2 separate regions of the Homo sapiens genome follow, and region 2 is linked to region 1. A link is a contact called in ENCODE Hi-C or POLR2A ChIA-PET data. All regions are on one chromosome and are shown on one strand. The core of a region is the stretch at or near the end of the contact, and the rest is flanking DNA. Distances in the headings are between cores, read along the strand shown. Region 1 overlaps RAPGEF4 (Rap guanine nucleotide exchange factor 4). Region 2 has its middle 5.3 kb from the start of MAP3K20-AS1.

Evidence for each region. Hi-C counts contacts between places; a loop is a spot of excess contacts on that map. ChIA-PET counts read pairs that join two places held with the same protein, here RNA polymerase II (POLR2A). Pooled maps may share reads with other maps.
Region 2: a loop to region 1 is called in a map of prostate gland, with 4 times the contacts of the local background. The contact joins two enhancer-like sites. A Hi-C loop is called at or near these places in 1 of 168 maps with a recorded cell type or tissue (prostate gland) and 4 of 50 pooled maps. POLR2A ChIA-PET finds 5 or more read pairs at or near these places in 2 of 52 experiments (Panc1 and activated T-cell).

What each region holds. Positions count from the first base shown.
Region 1 is chr2:173,025,563-173,031,134 of GRCh38, forward strand. RAPGEF4 (Rap guanine nucleotide exchange factor 4) reads left to right here. Exons shown (of 31, transcript NM_007023.4): 24 at 1,010-1,135; 25 at 1,519-1,697; 26 at 4,602-4,692. Among named protein-coding and RNA genes, the nearest start is that of MAP3K20, 47 kb to the right of the region's middle. Within about 2 kb of position 2,054, at least 16 of the 41 ENCODE cell types and tissues checked have a DNase peak (open chromatin) inside an H3K27ac peak, as active enhancers do; they include prostate gland, where a contact is called at or near this core.
Region 2 is chr2:173,284,877-173,289,786 of GRCh38, forward strand. No RefSeq gene overlaps it. Among named protein-coding and RNA genes, the nearest start is that of MAP3K20-AS1, 5.3 kb to the left of the region's middle. RefSeq lists an enhancer at 1,267-1,426. Within about 2 kb of position 2,920, at least 2 of the 41 ENCODE cell types and tissues checked have a DNase peak (open chromatin) inside an H3K27ac peak, as active enhancers do; they include prostate gland, where a contact is called at or near this core.

The sequences.
Region 1 (5,572 bases), core at 804-3,303:
CTCCCGAGTAGCTGGCACTACAGGTACATGCCACTACGCCCAGCTAATTTTTGTATTTTCAGTAGAGACAGGGTTTCGCCATGTTGGCCAGGCTTGTCTTGAACTACTGACCTCAGGTGATCCACCCGCCTTGGCCTCCCAGAGTGCTGGGATTACAGGCGTGAGCCACTGTGCCAGCCACTTTTGTGACTTTTGGAACTTTGTAATGTGTGTGTTGCCTATTTATATATAAATCTATTGCATTATACGTGTGCTTCCTATATATGCATATCATTCATCTCACTAAGTAAAAACACTTTAGATCATTTCTCATAAAATAAAACTGAGATAAGCAAGTCAGATGGAAACTTTTAGTGAGGGGTCTTCCAGAAAGTAGCAGACGTTGGCTTTCTAATGTCTAGCCCAAAACACCATAACCATGCGAATAACATCCTCAGCTCAACATCTGCCCAAGAGTAGAGGGATCAGACATCATGTGTAACCTCAGTTCACAGAGCTTTCCATTCCCTCATGACCCCAGGCAGTGTGTCCCAAGAGATGGAGAGGCAGCAGTGTTACCATGGCCACCGGCAGCAGGAAGTAGCACTGTGGATGAACGTCCCAAACTGCCATGCCGTTACCTGCTTTACAGCAGCTTCAGTGAGAAATAGGAGAAAAAAGGTCTCCCAGGACTTCTTCCATTTTTACCAGGGAAAAGAAGAGTTTCCAGGGACCTCCCAGGCCTGAGTGTGAGAGAAGAGAACCTCTGCAGGTCACTCTTCACTGAATCTTATTTGCCGCGGTTCACATTTTTCAGTCAGTGGAATTGATGGTAATGATGATTGGTGACTTACAGACGACACTAAAGCAACTAGCGTTGCGAGCAGAGGCATCTCTCCTCAGAGTTTCCAGATATTCCTGAAAGCGTCCATCTCCAGAATCCTTTCCCCTCAGAAACTCCTGAAAGCTTTTAGTGCTAAATACTTGTCTGTGTTGAGTTTCTGATATGTTTTTGCATTATTATTCATAGACTCCCTTACCAGAACAGGAAGGCCCAACTGTTGGAACAGTGGGAACTTTTGAACTGATGAGCTCCAAAGATTTAGCATACCAGATGACAATTTATGATTGGGAACTCTTCAACTGCGTGCATGAGGTAAGATGCAGGATCAGATGTGTTAGTAGCTGAGATAGCAAGGATAAAGGCTGCTGGCATTGCTTAGTTTGTAAGTGCTAATATGTGCTACAATATGGAAACCACATGACCATTTTTTTGCATACTGAGCTTATAAATAAAGCATGCTATAAAGCCTTTGAGTATTAAAGAAAAATCTTTACAGTATGCCGTGTCTTCCTGTGTATATTAAGCCAGTAAAACCTAGTTTATATTTATATATTTAACAAACCTCATGGAAGCCCTTCAAGTCTGATTGACTTCACATTTGCTGACCAGTAAAACACTGTCTTGACAAATAGAGAAACCTGCTGGTGTTTTGATTTAAAAAAAAATAAGCAAAATTGTTTTCCTTTATTTTCTAGCTGGAGCTAATCTATCACACATTTGGAAGGCATAATTTTAAAAAGACCACAGCAAACTTGGATTTGTTCCTGAGGAGATTTAATGAAATTCAGTTTTGGGTCGTCACTGAGATCTGCCTTTGTTCTCAGCTCAGCAAGCGTGTTCAGCTATTAAAAAAATTTATTAAGATAGCAGCCCAGTAAGTATATTTAGCTTGGAAAGAGAAAAAAAAATGTTGAGCTGTGTTTTCATTTTGTTTTCTTAGACTACACCTTAAAAAGAAAAGCAGGATCTAGGAACTGCTAGAGGGCCAAACACAGGGTCTTAGGAATAACCAAACTCTTGTAATGGATCTCTCCTATATTTTGTAGCATTTAACATCAATAGATAAATTAACTTCTTTACAGCACTGATGCTGGAGTCGAAGTTGTGACCTCTCTTTGCTCTTTGCTTTCTACTCAGACGGTTTTGCCTCCTTTAGTTTAAAATTCCTTCCGTAAACCAAGTTCCCTTATACTTCGAAAGTTCAGTTGAAAAGATCTTGAAGTCAATGTCCAGCATGACACATTCTCACCAGTAGAGGGCAGTGCAGCATGCATGTACAGCAGCACATCCAGCCCAGACAGAATTAAATCGGTAAAATGCATGCGAGCTAACCTGGTACATGAAAATCATCACTACAAACATCAGAAAAAGAAGCATCTATCTTATAAATATTCTATTAAACAGCACTTCATGGGAAACAATTTTTTTACTACAGGGGCCAGTTAGAGTTCTCCCTGACATGAATTTAATCTTCTCCTGCTATTTAGATATGCCTGACAACCTCCTGTTTACTTCCATGTTTTTGGTATCACCACAGTGCTAAAAATAAAATGCTAAATGTGGCCTATGGCTGTGAGACTTCTTTCCTTTCTAAATGCAGGGAGCTCTAGCACACAGGAAGGCTGAGAGCACAAGTGACCCCAGCTAGACAATTTTCTTGACCCAAAATCAAACATGGAGTTTGATTTCCTGGGCTAAACAAAGAAGTAAAGGCTGCTTGACATTTTATAGATATCAGTTTGCCAGATGCCTGGAATTATTTGCCAACAACTTGAGGGTTCAATAGAATACCAAATCCCTTGGATTCAAAAGCTGCTATCTGTTAATATGGCAAAGCTGGCTATTTTAAGAAAGGCTTGGTAAAATGGTGCCTGTGAATTTCTGGTTCAGAGTATAGCCACTTCCCTGGTAGTCTGCACAGCCTTATGGCAAGGGACAAATGCCTTCACATATTTGGAATGAGCTGATTATGGAAACTATGACAAGATGTGCTTTCCCGTTAGAAGAAGCACACTCTCTCTCTTCACCTTAGCCTGGCAGTGCCCAATGCAACAAGAAGAGAGAGGCAATCTGCACACAAATGTGGGAAGCCAGAAAATCTTTTGGGGCCTGATCCTGTTATTTTACAGAGGCAACATGGGAGAGCCTTTCAGAACACCCAGGACTTTTTTTTATATATATATATTTTTGCTTTTCTTATCCCTCTCCCTTCTGTTTAGGTGAATGAGTAGGTGGACTTGGCCTTCAGTATAAATTAGTTTATGTTATTTAACCATTATTAAGCCCTGTGCTACATTTGCCGTCCTGTAGAGAAGCTATTTACACAGCCCAGCTGAAGAAGACTGTAGACTTTTTAAATCCGAGATCTACAAGAATGAGGTTGAAACCTCGTGACAGTAGCATCTGTTTTACTTTATATTTTTAGAGAACTTCAACATATTTGTTTTAAGCTCTTTGCCTGCCCAGAACTGTGTGAAGTTGGTGGAAGCAGATGTTCTTATTCCTCTGTTTACATTCGTGGAGGCATAGAGAAATTTCATGACTTACATAGGGTAATAAAGTTAGCTGATAACAAGGCAGTGACTAGAAAGGCAGGTCTACAGCCCTGCATTTGTTCTTTCAAGATCACATAAAGGACAGAGGCAAACACATAGATGCGATTGTATACCTGCCTTTAGCCCCAGGTGTCTTCTAAATAACCTTCAGCTCCTGAACTCAGACCCATTGTCCCAGCACACCAAAGGCCTCACTTGCTTTCTCACCAGTGGGACCATACACACTAGCTTCTCTGAAATATGTTCTCCATCTCCACACAGACAATTTAAGAATTACTCTTTGCTACCTTTGCAATGGGTAGCAAATGCAACAATTTAGTCTTTTTCAAAAATGTTAATCCAAACAGGATTTCATTATGATATGGTCAATTTCGATAACCATATTGATTCAGGATGAAGGATTTATGCGTATTGCAAAATGAATTCTTTCCCTTTTCAGGGACCTGGTATGAAGAAGTTTGGGGTTTCTCTTTCTAAAAAATGGTTAAACCAAGTACCTGTGTTAAACATCACCATTCTAATAAGAATTTCTGTTTTTTTCCACATGTCTCATTCCCAAACATATATTCATAAAAGCTAATAATGGCGTAAGTACAGATTCAAAATGATCAGCTTCATTGATGTCAGTAAAACACAGAGAAGGTTATTTCTTGGTCAGTTGTTTAGGTTACTTCTCAGCTTTAAAATTCCTTGAGATTGAGTGCCCAGCCTATAGAGATCACACCTTATAAGTTGATATTTTTCAACAAACAAGTAGCATTTGCATGGCAGGTAGAAGCCATGGTGGCTGCAGCTGTGAGACTCCCTTAGTGCCCTCTCAAGCTGCCAGAGGAGGATATCCACCTTCAGGCTAAAGGTCTAGAAATCTCCAAGGGCACTTCACTTTTTTTCTTACCCCATGAGATATTTCCCTCTCGGTCCAACAAGGCTTTTAGCAAGTTTGGGATTATAATAACAACCCCTAAGGTAGGTGTCTTTAAGTTCCTTCTCAGATCCCAAACCTCAATGGCTAACGTCTTCAACTTTCTAAAAACACAGTGAGAAATCAAACAGCAGAACATGGTCACCCAAGTGGAACTTTTACAGTACATTAAATCTATCATTGCCTGTTCTCATAAATGAGCCCTGACAAATATTAATGACTATCAGAAAATAGAACTCTAATTTTTTTTATCTCACACAGAAGTAACATTTTACTCAAACACGCATCTCCTGTGTTTCAGCTGTAAGGAGTATAAAAATCTGAATTCCTTTTTTGCCATCGTCATGGGACTAAGTAACGTTGCTGTGAGCCGCTTGGCACTAACGTGGGAGGTAAGCTTCAGCTAGGATCCAGCTGTGACTTTTGCCTTAGGAATAAAAACACAGGCTCACCAGTGAGCTTTTTAATAGAAATATCACTCACACTAGTATAACAATGGGAAAGGTGGGACACTTGGAGGGAGGTGACCTGTCTCCTTTTTCCAGTTGCCTCAGAGGGAGAATTTTTAAAAGATATTGTCCTTTTGTGTATGGAGAGTGGGGGAGATGAGGAGATGTCTACTTCTTGATATATGCAATGTAAATAAAAATAAGTCCAGTTCCTAAGTATAACATGAAGGACCCACATTGCTGGGAATGACTTCATAAGTTTGCTCATAGATTGTATTGTTTTCTGAAATGTCTGCTTGTTGCTTTTGCCATAAATCTTATCTTTAATTGAAAGAGGACAGAAGATCCATTTTTATCCAAGTACTCATTTTGCTTCTGGAAGGAAGAGCCAGGAAGCCAACTGTTTGCAGCAGTTGAGTACTAAGTGTCGCCTCACCACCTGGCAGACTTCTCTCCACGGAGAGGAACAACAGTTGGCTAATATTCAGTTTGGGGCAAAAGTGAGGCAGGTGTGTTGTGAGTCTCTGTAGCAAATATAATGAATGGTTTGTCGAGAGTTGGGTATTCAAGCTAGAAAACATCTTCATTTATTATTAGCTTTGTACTCAAAATGTGCTTGACCTCTTACACGTGGCATATAGTTGAAGAAATACTAATCTCTAATAGAACATACATACAGAAATAGACTCATGCTAAAAATAAAAAATTGTGTGTAAGTGGGACACAGAAAGAGGGCAAGGAGTATGTATTAGAGACCCAACTTGCAATGGTGCTTAAAGGCAGCTGTTTGCATCTCTAAATGCTTTTCTGAAATTATTTTCTT
Region 2 (4,910 bases), core at 1,670-4,169, 260 kb after region 1:
AACACATCACTTAGGAGCTGTATGGAGTAGGACATACTTTCCCAATCTATGAAATGGGGACAAGGATATTTACTTCACAGGAGAGTTATGAGTGTTAGGGACAATGAGTGTAAAACTCTGAACAAAGTGTCTCGCAAGTGTGAGCTTTCAACCCACAGAAGCCACTCTAATAATTCTTTTCTGTGGGTCAAACAGCAAGAGGTTCTTGCCCATTCCCCCACCTGAGACGTTAAGTGTTAACATCTCAAAAAAAGGGCCGGGTATGGTGGCTCATGCCTGTAATCCCAACACTTTGGGAGGTTGAGGTGGGAGGATTCCTTGAGCCCAGGAGTTTGAGACCAGCCTGGGCAACATAGTGAGACTTTATCCCAACAAAAAAGAAAAAAAGAAAAAACACAGGAAGGCAGACTTTCCTTTCACACAGCCTTGCCCGAGAAAAGGAACAGCCTGCACTCATTTGCTGTTGAAATGATTAAGATGTCTGTATTGGCCAAGCGTGGTGGCTATACCTGTAATCCCAGCACTTTAGGAGACCAAGGCAGTTCAGTGGGCTGAGGCAGGAGAATCGCTTGAACCTGGGAGGTGGAGGTTGCAGTGAGCCAAGATCACGCCATTGCACTCCAGCCTGGGCAACAAGACAAAACTCTGTTTCAAAAAAAAAAAAAAAAAATGTGTGTATCTCTTAAGACAATACCCTTTCAATTTTAAATAACTAAAACCTGTATTTAGTTCAGCTGCTTATAGTCATTTAGCAGCTGATTAAACGACTACCAAATCATAAATATTACTGCTAATTCCTGAATAATTTAGCTTCTGTCCTGCTTACACTTCTAATTTATAAACCACCCATATTCTTAAAGACCTTTTCCCTCTCTAAATAATTAAGTCAATAAAATACTCCTTGGGCAGTGTTCATTTTGAGACTCTTCAAGACACCTGCTTTTCTTCTTTTTTTTTTTTTTTTTTTTGTTTACAATTGTCTTCTAAGTCCATATCTAAAACTCTTTGGGCTAGAGCCCAAGGTCTCTCAAATCAGCCTGCTCCAACTCACCACTTTAACACTACTATGTTTCGGTTTCCTCAACAGTATAAGATAATAATAGTACCTATCCTATCTCATGAGGTAAATTTCTTAGACCAGTGAAAGCTCATCATACAGTAAGTGGCTATTATTATTATTATAAAAGTGAAATATACTCCACTTAACATTTGCAACTCCATCAGTCCATCAGAATGGCAAACTGCCTACATGAGTGATTCTGTTTCATGATACCCATTGTTAGAAAATCACTACGTATGCATGCCAATGTCATAGGCAAGAGAACAGGCCATACATAGACGATCTCTAAGGTGATTTCTGCATGACCGTCGTTACTGGAAGTTGAGTGGCAGAACATTATTCTGTCTCATAGAGAAACTTGGTTTGGGGGTTTCCCATAAACTAGAGTAGTAACTAGTTGATTCCATACCCAATCGAGTTTCAGTCCTCTCAGATGTGTTTGAATGCAGAGTCCCTTATTATTTTTTAATCTTGGGTTTCTTCTTCTTTATTCCAGCCACCCCCAGTAGATGTCCCCACGTATAGGGAAGTACTTGAAGAAGACTAACAGAAGCCATCTCTGCAGGGGACACATCAAAATGATTCCCTGTCCATTAGCTAGAAACTTGCTGAGCTGATTGAACCCCACAAAGTTTTCAGATCATTGTTCCTCCCCTTCCTCCTGTGTGCAGTCACTCAAAACAAGGACCTCTGTGTGCACTGGCATTCAGTGACAGTTTTGTTATCAGGTTCAAGCAGTACTGCTGAGGATCAAAACTTTACCTTAATTTAAGCTCATGTTTTCCACAAACCCAACTCCAAAGTATCCTGGTAACATGCTTCAAAGATACTCCATCGAATTTTTACTTTCACAGCAATATGCCTTATGACCTAATTACCATTATTATTCTGATCCAAAATAAGACAAATTGCTTTATTTGGTAATAGAGAGGGAAAAAAATCTGAGCTAGAAAGACCTCCTGACATGTCATAGCAATAAATTGAAAGAAAATAGCCATGCTCCCCTGAAGAAGATAGAGATCAGCAGAAATCTTTTGTAATGGGCAATATACGATGTGGAAGAATTCTCTTTAACTTTTTTTTTTTTTTTTTTTTTTTTTGAGACGGAGTCTTGCTCTGTCGCCCAGGCTGGAGTGCAGTGGCGGGATCTCAGCTCACTGCAAGCTCCGCCTCCCGGGTTCACCCCATTCTCCTGCCTCAGCCTCCCAAGTAGCTGGGACTACAGGCGCCCGCCACTACGCCCGGCTAATTTTTTGTATTTTTAGTAGAGACGGGGTTTCACCGTTTTAGCCGGGATGGTCTCTATCTCCTGACCTCGTGATCCGCCCGCCTCGGCCTCCCAAAGTGCTGGGATTACAGGCGTGAGCCACCGCGCCCGGCCCTCTTTAACTTTTTATCCATTTTGTTTGTTTGTTTTGGAGACAGAGTCTTGCTCTGTTGCCCAGGCTGGAGTGCAGTGGTGCAGTCTCAGCTCACTGCAACCTCAAATTCCTGGGCTCAAGTGATCCTCTCCACTCAGCATCCCGAGTAGCTGGGACTACAGGCATACGTCACCATGCCCAGCTAATTTTTAAATTTTGTAGAGATGGGGTCTCCTTATGTTGCCCAAGCTGCTCTCAGGCTCCCAGCCTTAAGTGATCTCCCCACCTCAGTCTCCCAAAGTGCTGGGATTACAGGCATGAGCTCTAATTTTTTATTATAATAAACTTCTAGAGCTCCAAGAATCACACCCTTGCTTGTGACAGGTTGGAGGTTATGTAGAAGGAGTTTTATATGTCTAAAGTTAATAACAGTCTGCAGAGATTATATTTAACTATGTGTAAACATCTTGTGTGGAAAAACAGAATAGGCCTGATGTTAGACCCAGCTGGAAAGGACCAGAATGTTCTAACTGAAAACTGCAGGAACAGCCAAATGTCCATCTGCCTCTTCTTTAGGAGTTTACCAGCGTAGGCAACACCACCCGAATGACTTTCTGGGCTTTTCTGAGTATTCAGGCTCACAAAGAGTTTGTTGTTTTTTTTTTTTTTCTCAAAAATTCTGTTAAACTCATGGTCCAACGTTTATATCCTAACATTTTATTTTAATACAGAATACGTAATCAAGCGTTAAAATAGTTGGCTTCTGTAGATTGGTCTTTTCTCACTACACAGTATCTCTCTCTTCAGCAGAGTCATTGATAATATCCTTTGAATATCCAATAACGCCACAAAAATCATAGGTACTAACAGACTCAATGTTTGTGGCACCCCCAAAACTCATATGTTGAAATCCTAACCTCCAATGTGATGGTGTTAGGAGGTGGGGCCTTTGGGAACTAATTAGGTCATAAGGGTGGCTACCTCATGAATGGGATTGGTGCCAGGCCTGTAATCCCAGCACTTAGGGAGGCTAAGGCGAGCGGATTGCCTGAGCTCGGGAGTTTGAGACCAGCCTGGGCAACACAGTGAAATCTCGTCCCTACTAAAATACAAAAAATTAGCGGGGTGTGGTGGCATGCGCCTGTAATCCCAGCTACTTGGGAGGCTGAGGCAGGAGAATTGCTTGAACCCAGGAGGCGGAGGTTGCAGTGAGCCAAGATCATACCACTGCATTCCAGCCTGGGCAACAGAGCGAGACTCCATCTCCAAAAAAAAAAAAAAAAAAAAAAAAAAAAAGGAACCCCAGAGGGCTCTCTTGCCCTGTTTCTTCCATGAGAGGATATAATACTGAAGAGGGTACTCACCAGAACCCAACCATGCTGGCACCTGACCTTGGACTTCCAGCCTCCCAGATTCCGAGAAAGAAGTTTCTGTTGTTTATAGGCCACTGACTAAGACAGGCACAGAGCCCCTGACGCTATCGACATGACTGAAGTGATGATGATTCAGGATAAAACCATGAATGCCACACTCAGTTCAGCCCACTCTTTTCTCACTACCACATATCAAAATGCAAACAAAACATGTGCTTAATCATGTAAAATACATTTAAGCATTTTGATACATTGATTGCATTATTCTAGGATGTTAGAGAGATTTCTTAGCCAGGTGACCTGGTTTCCATTCCTAGCTCTGAAAATTATCTGTGTGACCTTGGGCAGATGTCTTACCCTCTCTGTGTTACAGTTATTAGTCTATTTAGTCATTTAACAAATCTTTCATTATGGTTTCATTTGCAAAGAGTATGGTGCTAGAAATGGATACAGAAGTGATCAAGATTTCCCTACATCTGTCTTCCAACTCTTCTATTGCAGTTTTCATTTCCACAATTTTATTTTTTATTTTGAAAAGCTTTTCTTTTGTTGTTTTCTGAATAGTCCTTCTTTAATATTCTTGTTTAATATAATCTTATCTCTGAGCATACGGAGGCAGTCTTTTTTTTTTTTTTTTTTTTTTTTTTGAGACAGGTTCTTGCTCTGTTGCCAATCTGGAGTGCAGTGGCAGATCACTGCAACCTCCGCCTCCCGGGTTCAAGTGATTTTCCTGCCTCAGCCTCCCAAGTAGCTGGGACTACAGGCGTGAGCCACCAAACCCAGCTAATTTTTGTATTTTTAGTAGAGATGGGGTTTCACCATGTTTGCCAGATGGTCTCGATCTATTGACCTTGTGATCTGCCCACCTCGGCCTCCCAAAGTGCTGGGATTATAGGTGTGAACCACTGTGCCTGGCCCTTTTTTTTTTTTTAAATACAGATGGGGTCTCGCCATGTGGTCCAGGCTGGTCTCGAGCTCCTGGGCTCAAGCAATCCTCCTGCCTCAGTATCCTAAGAAGTGCTGAAATTACAGGCATACGCCACGACGCCCAGCTGCAGTCTCTTTTCTTTTTTGAATATTTTTTTGAGATTGAGTTTTGCTCTTGTTGCCCAGGCT